Regions from separate parts of the Homo sapiens genome. Here region 2 is linked to region 1. The links are chromatin contacts, found by Hi-C or POLR2A ChIA-PET in ENCODE. All regions are on one chromosome and are shown on one strand. Each heading gives the region's core, a stretch centred on a gene start or an enhancer-like site at or near the end of the contact. The rest is flanking DNA. Distances are from core to core; before and after follow the strand shown.

Evidence for each region. A loop is a pair of places that touch in the nucleus more often than their neighbours do. ChIA-PET counts read pairs that join two places held with the same protein, here RNA polymerase II (POLR2A). Pooled maps may share reads with other maps.
Region 2: a loop to region 1 is called in a map of HepG2, with 11 times the contacts of the local background. The contact joins two enhancer-like sites. A Hi-C loop is called at or near these places in 1 of 168 maps with a recorded cell type or tissue (HepG2) and 2 of 50 pooled maps. POLR2A ChIA-PET finds 5 or more read pairs at or near these places in 2 of 52 experiments (A549 and T-cell).

Annotation. Positions count from the first base shown.
Region 1 is chr11:47,358,358-47,361,328 of GRCh38, forward strand. It overlaps SPI1 (Spi-1 proto-oncogene), which reads right to left. Exons shown (of 5, transcript NM_003120.3): 3 at 1,496-1,683; 4 at 487-649. Among named protein-coding and RNA genes, the nearest start is that of MYBPC3, 7.1 kb to the left of the region's middle. Within about 2 kb of position 1,448, at least 2 of the 41 ENCODE cell types and tissues checked have a DNase peak (open chromatin) inside an H3K27ac peak, as active enhancers do.
Region 2 is chr11:47,610,259-47,613,229 of GRCh38, forward strand. It overlaps a transcript of MTCH2 not described here. Among named protein-coding and RNA genes, the nearest start is that of C1QTNF4, 17 kb to the left of the region's middle. RefSeq lists an enhancer at 1,627-1,676. Within about 2 kb of position 1,418, at least 3 of the 41 ENCODE cell types and tissues checked have a DNase peak (open chromatin) inside an H3K27ac peak, as active enhancers do.

The DNA.
Region 1 (2,971 bases), core at 198-2,697:
ACACCCACACACTGCTGACACCCACTGACATCATACGTGCACAGCTGCTCACACGCACTGAAATACATTCATGTGTTGACAGACACACAAACATGGCCACACCCACTCTCAGCCACACCAGCTCTCACATTCACCTTCTCACACACCCACTCACACAGCCACTCGCACACATGCACCTGCCCGTACCTGTGCACACGCACCCTCTGCACACTTGCTCACACACACCCAGATGTACACACACTCATGGCACAGAGAGACACACACACCTGGCACACTTCATGGAGATGCCCGTATGCACTACACAGCAGATACACACACACAGAGACAGCCACAGACAGCCCCACAAAACACACACACTGGCAAACATGCACACACACACACACGCGACTCGGTGGCGTGGCTGCTGGGTCAGTTGGCCTGGCTGGGTGGGGGCAGGGCACAGACACGGCCAGGGTCGGGGCCAGGGTGGAGGGCCAGGTGCCCCACCTGTCTCCCCAGGCAGGAGCCCAGGCCCGGGCTCCAGGCCATCCGCCTCGCCGTCAGACACCTCCAGTGGGGGGCTCTGCCGCTCGCCCTCCTCCTCATCTGAGCTGGGCTGGGCTGGGGACAGGGATGGGTACTGGAGGCACATCCGGGGCAGGTAGGAGACCTGGACGGTGGGGGAAGGAGATCAGAGTCAGGAAGGGCCAGCTTACAGCTCAGGGGGGCTGGGAGGGAGGTCAGCTGGGGAGAGAAGGAGTGCAGAGGGCAGGGGACAATGGCAGGCACAGGAGACTGGAGGAAGAAGACCAGGGAAAAGGGGGGCCAGTTGAGGTGCTGCACATAGGGTGCAGGCTGTGGGGCGAGGGGTGCTGACATCCAGCCCACCCAGCCCTCCCAGCTGGGCCTCCTGGTTTAGGACTGTGGGCACCGGGGAAGTGGTGCCTTGTTCTCCTCCCTGCAGCGGTGCTGTGTGGACCCGCATTAGGCTGGGGTCAGAAGAGGGCATGCTAGGGACCGGTGCGTTGGGTCTGGAAGGGGGTTTCATAGGTGGGATGATGAGTGAGTGGAGGGACCCTGGAGGTCAGTAGGGGTGGTAGAGGTCAGCAGAGGTCACTGATCCGGGTTAGGGTCAGTAGGGAGGGTCACTGGGGAGAGGCAGGGTCAGTAGAGGTGTTCAGTGACTTGGTGTGGGATCCATGAGGGCTAGTGAATGGGGGTGGCAGACAGTGAGGCCCAGGAGGGCCCACAACAAGGCGTTGGGATGGGGAGGCTTGGTGAGGGTGCGAGAATTATCTGGGGTCTGTCCATACTCGGGGTGAGATGAGATAAGGGGTGTGGGGTCATGAGGTCACTTGGGGGGTCAGGCGGCAGCCGTTGGAGCTCCAGCCGCCGTTGGCACTGTGGGGCAGGAAGCTGAGTTGGGTAAGAGCCTGTGTCAGCTTCCTGTGAAGCTCCCGGGCCCCACCACAGGCCTGGCAGTCTCCTGGGGGACGGGGCAGGCGGTGGCATGCACCTGGTGGCCAAGACTGGGATGGGGTGGCACCATGGGGGTATCGAGGACGTGCATCTGCTCCAGCTCCATGTGGCGGTAGAGCTGCTGCAGCTGCGGGGGCTGCACGCTCTGGAGCTCCGTGAAGTTGTTCTCGGCGAAGCTCTCGAACTCGCTGTGCACGTGGTGGGGGTGGAAGTCCCAGTAATGGTCTGTGGGGGACAGCCAGGCAGTATGGGGTGAGCTCAGGGTTGGGCAGGGCAGGAAAAGGTTATAGTAACATTAAATAATACTGCCAGGCCATATGGGGCCTAACCATCTCGTTTAACCCTCGCCACCTGCATGGTTACTCTAGGCCTGCATTTTATAGATGAGGACACTGAGGCTTCGAGCGGCTACATAGCATGCCCAAGGTCAAAAGCATCCGGGTCACAGCCAGGACTCAGGGCTGAAGCAAAGCTCGTGTTCTCAGCAATTCCATCCTGATTCCTGTGCAGTCACACAGACCGAGCGTCTAATCCTGGCTCTGCCATTTACTTGCTGTGTGACCTCAGGCACATATGTGGCCTCTCTAACCTCAGTTGAGTTGCCTGTAAAATGGGGATCACAGTTATTGGGAAGATACGAATGAGTACACATTTGTAAAACACCTCGCACCAGAGCCGGCCCTCAGGGAAAGTTGATTCCCCTCCTATCCTGTTAAAACCTCCCAGCCAGGGCCGCGCGCGGTGGCTCACGCCTGTAAACCCAGCATTTTGGGAGGCGGAGGCGGGCGGATCATGAGGTCAGGAGATTGAGACCATCCTGGCCAACGTGGTGAAATCCCATCTCTACTAAAATACAAAATATTAGCTGGGCGTGGTGGTAGGTGCCGTAATCCCAGCTACTCAGGAGGCTGAGGCAGGAGAATCGCTTGAACCCGAGAGGTGGAGGTAGCAGTGAGCCGAGATTGCGCCACTGCACTCCAGCCTGGCGACAGAGTGAGACTCTGCCTCAAAAAAAAAAAAACTCGGCCGGGCGCAGTGGCTCACGCCTGTAATCCCAGCACTTTGGGAGGCCGAGGTGGGTGGATAACGAGGTCAGGAGATCAAGACCATCCTGGCTAACACAGTGAAACCCCGTCTCTAGTAAAATACAAAAAAATTAGCTGGGCGTGGTGGCGGGTGCCTGTAGTCCCAGCTACTCAGGAGGCTGAGGCAGGAGAATGGTGTGAACCCAGGAGGCGGAGGCTGCAGTGAGCCGAGATTGCGCCACTGCACTCCAGCCTGGGCGACGGAGCGAGACTCCGTCTCAAAAAGAAAAAAAAAGAAAAAAGAAAAGAAAAAAACCTCCCACGGGTTCCTGAGCTCCCTGGCTGCCCACAGTCTCTCTCTCTGTCTCACACACACACACTCACACAGCCTTGTCACATGGCCAAGGTGTGACAGCAGAGTCACAGGGCTGACATTCCTCACACACTAGAACTTGTCCAGGCACACGGTGGCCCTTCCTCTTCAAAGC
Region 2 (2,971 bases), core at 168-2,667, 250 kb after region 1:
CACTTGCCTCCAAATGCTTTAGCCTTTACTAACGCCGTAACTTTGCCCATATTATTGTCTATACTTGGAAAGTAGCCCCTCCCTTCTAATTCTTAAAATTCTAATAACTATCACATACCAAATATTTACTCTATGCCAGACATGGTACTAAATCTAATACTCTAGGGTGGGCATGGTGGCTCATCCCTGTAATCCTAGCACTTTGGGAGGCCGAGGAGGGTGGATCACCTGAGGTCAGGAGTTTGAGACCAGCCTGGGTAACATGGCAAAACCCCGTCTCTACTAAAAATACAAAAGTTAGCCGGGTGTGATGGCACGTGCCTGTAATCCCAGCTACTCAGGAGGCTGAGGCATGAGAATCACTTGAACCCAGGAGGCAGAGGTTGCAGTGAGCCGAGATCGAGCCACTTCACTCCAGCCTGGGCGAAAGGGCAAAACTCCGTCTCAAAAAGAAAAGAAAACTGTAATGAGTATTACTTTGCATTCTAGACATGAGGAGCCTGAGGCTTAAAATGACCAACTTTCCCAAGGTCTCACAGCTAGTGACAGCTAGAAATTGCTGCCATCCCATCATCCTGCCACCCAAGATCCCCACTATCCTGACAAAGCCACAATCGGAGCCGCTTCTTCATGAAGTCTCTGATCTCCCCAAATGGATGTAAGCTTTCTCTCTGTGCATCCCATGGTGCTTGGTTCCGGCTTCTCATGCCGTATCCTGCTTTGTAGAACCATCATCAGAGAGTGTTAAAAGAGCTTCAACGAATACCTTCTTTCAGGGCACCAGGCCTCACTGTTGTACATATGGTTTCACTTAATCCTCCAATACTCCTAGAGTTTTATGTTCTTGTCATTCTGCCTCCCTGTCAGTGGACAGTAAGCGCCAAAGAGGACAGGGAGATTATAGGCCTTTGCATCCTCTGCTGCCCCTCGCACAGAACTCTGCCCAAGCTACTCACTTAATGACTGACAGTTGCATTTATAAACTCTAAATGTGAGCCCCTCAGGGGGAGGAAAGGCATGAGATTCCAGCAAAAAGTGAGCAGTCTGAGGTGAGGCATGGTTCTGTTGTTTCCATCTTCACCCTCTGTCTTTTTTCCAGCCAAAGGACACTCTCACCAGTCTGATGCCAGAAGGGCAGGGCCCCGGCTAGATGGCCAGCCAGAGTAGGTGCAGTGCTGGCTTGTCCTTATCCAACCTCTGGCTCTTCATGCTACTCTGTGTGGAAATAAAAGCAATACCTAATAGATTTTCCATGGAAATGTGGCACTGCCAGGGAATAGTCCATTCTCTTGGCTGCCTTGGCGAGGCAGAGGCTGGTGTTACAAACTTTTCTTTCGTCCACGTGTCATCTTGGAGACTTGGAGAGAGGACAAGATTTGTTTCCTTATTTGCTGCCTCTCAGGAAGCTGCTGAGTCCTGAATAACATCTGCAGGTCACACTGGTTTCTCTTCCTCTTCTTCCACTCTCTCAAGTACCAACCTCTAACCGTATTGTGGTATGGTACTGATCGGAATCTACTTAAAAACATTCTTTTTCAGAGTTGCAATAAGATGATTCCAGAGCAATTACAGTTTTCATGCAAAATCTGCTTAGTTCCAGACAAGAGATTTGGTGCCCAGAGTACAGAGGACTCTACTTAGACCAAGGCAAGATGGGCTCTTTGCAATTCCATCTTATAATCATGGGACACTGGCGACCAGAACACTTAACTCATGCACTGGAAGGGGTCTCCCTAGGACCTCTCTCTAGACAGCAAATGTATGAGGAAGCTGTCATATGGGGAAGATTGGATAGAAGGAAAACTTTCACTCACTTTAGAAAATTAATCCTCATTCTTAGCCAAGATAGTCTCCTGAAAAGAAGCTATTTTTTGGCCAGGCATAGTGGCTTACACCAGTAATCCCAGCACTCTGGGAGGCCTAGGTAGGCAGATGGCTTGAGTCCGGGAGTTCAAGACCAGCCTGGGCAACAATATAGCAAACCCTGTCTCTACTAAAAATACAAAAAAAAATTAGCCAGATGTGTGGGCCGGGCGCGGTGGCTCACGCCTGTAATCCCAGCACTTTGGGAGGCTGAGATGGGCGGATCATGAGGTCAGGAGATCAAGACCATCCTGGCTAACACAGTGAAACCCCGTCTCTACTAAAAATACAAAAAAATTAGCCGGGCGTGGTGGCGGGCACCTGTAGTCCCAGCTACTTGGGGGCTGACGCAGAATGGTGTGAACCTGGGAGGCAGAGGTTGCGGTGAGCCGAGATCGTGCCACTGCACTCCAGCCTGGGCAACAGGGCAAGACTCCATCTCAAAAAAAAAATTAGCCAGATGTGGTGGCGCACACTTGTAATCCCAGCTACTTGGGAGGCTGAGGTGGGAGAATCATCTGAGCTTGGGAAGTGGAGGCTGCAGTGAGCTGAGACTGCACCACTACACTTCAGTCCAGCCTGGGCAACCAGAGTGAGACCCTATCTCAAAAAAAAAAAAAAAAAGAAGTGCTAATTTTTGGTTGGTGGTAAAAGAATCTCTCACTGGCAACTTCCCCTCCAGGGCAAAAATCAGAGTGCAAGATTCTGACTCCTTTCAAGTTTAAAGGGAAAAATAAGATGAGAGATGAATAGAAGGGGGAAAAATATAAAATGAGATGTCACATGTGACTTTTTCCTTTAAGTCAAGATCTTGCTCTGTCACCCAGGCTGGAGTGCAGTGGCACAATGATAGCTCACCGCAGCCTCAAACTCCTGGGCTCAGGTTTCTCTGGCCCCAGCCTCCCAAGTAGCTGGGACTACAGATGTGTTCCACCATGCCTGGCTAATTTTTTTTTTTTTAGTTTTAGTAGAGACAGGATCTCACTATGTTGTCTAGGCTGGTCTCAAACTCCAGAACTCAAGTGATCCTCCCACCTTAGCCTCCCAAAGTGCTGGGATTGGCTGGGCACAGTGTTTTTGAGACTGTCTCAAAAACAAACAAAACAAA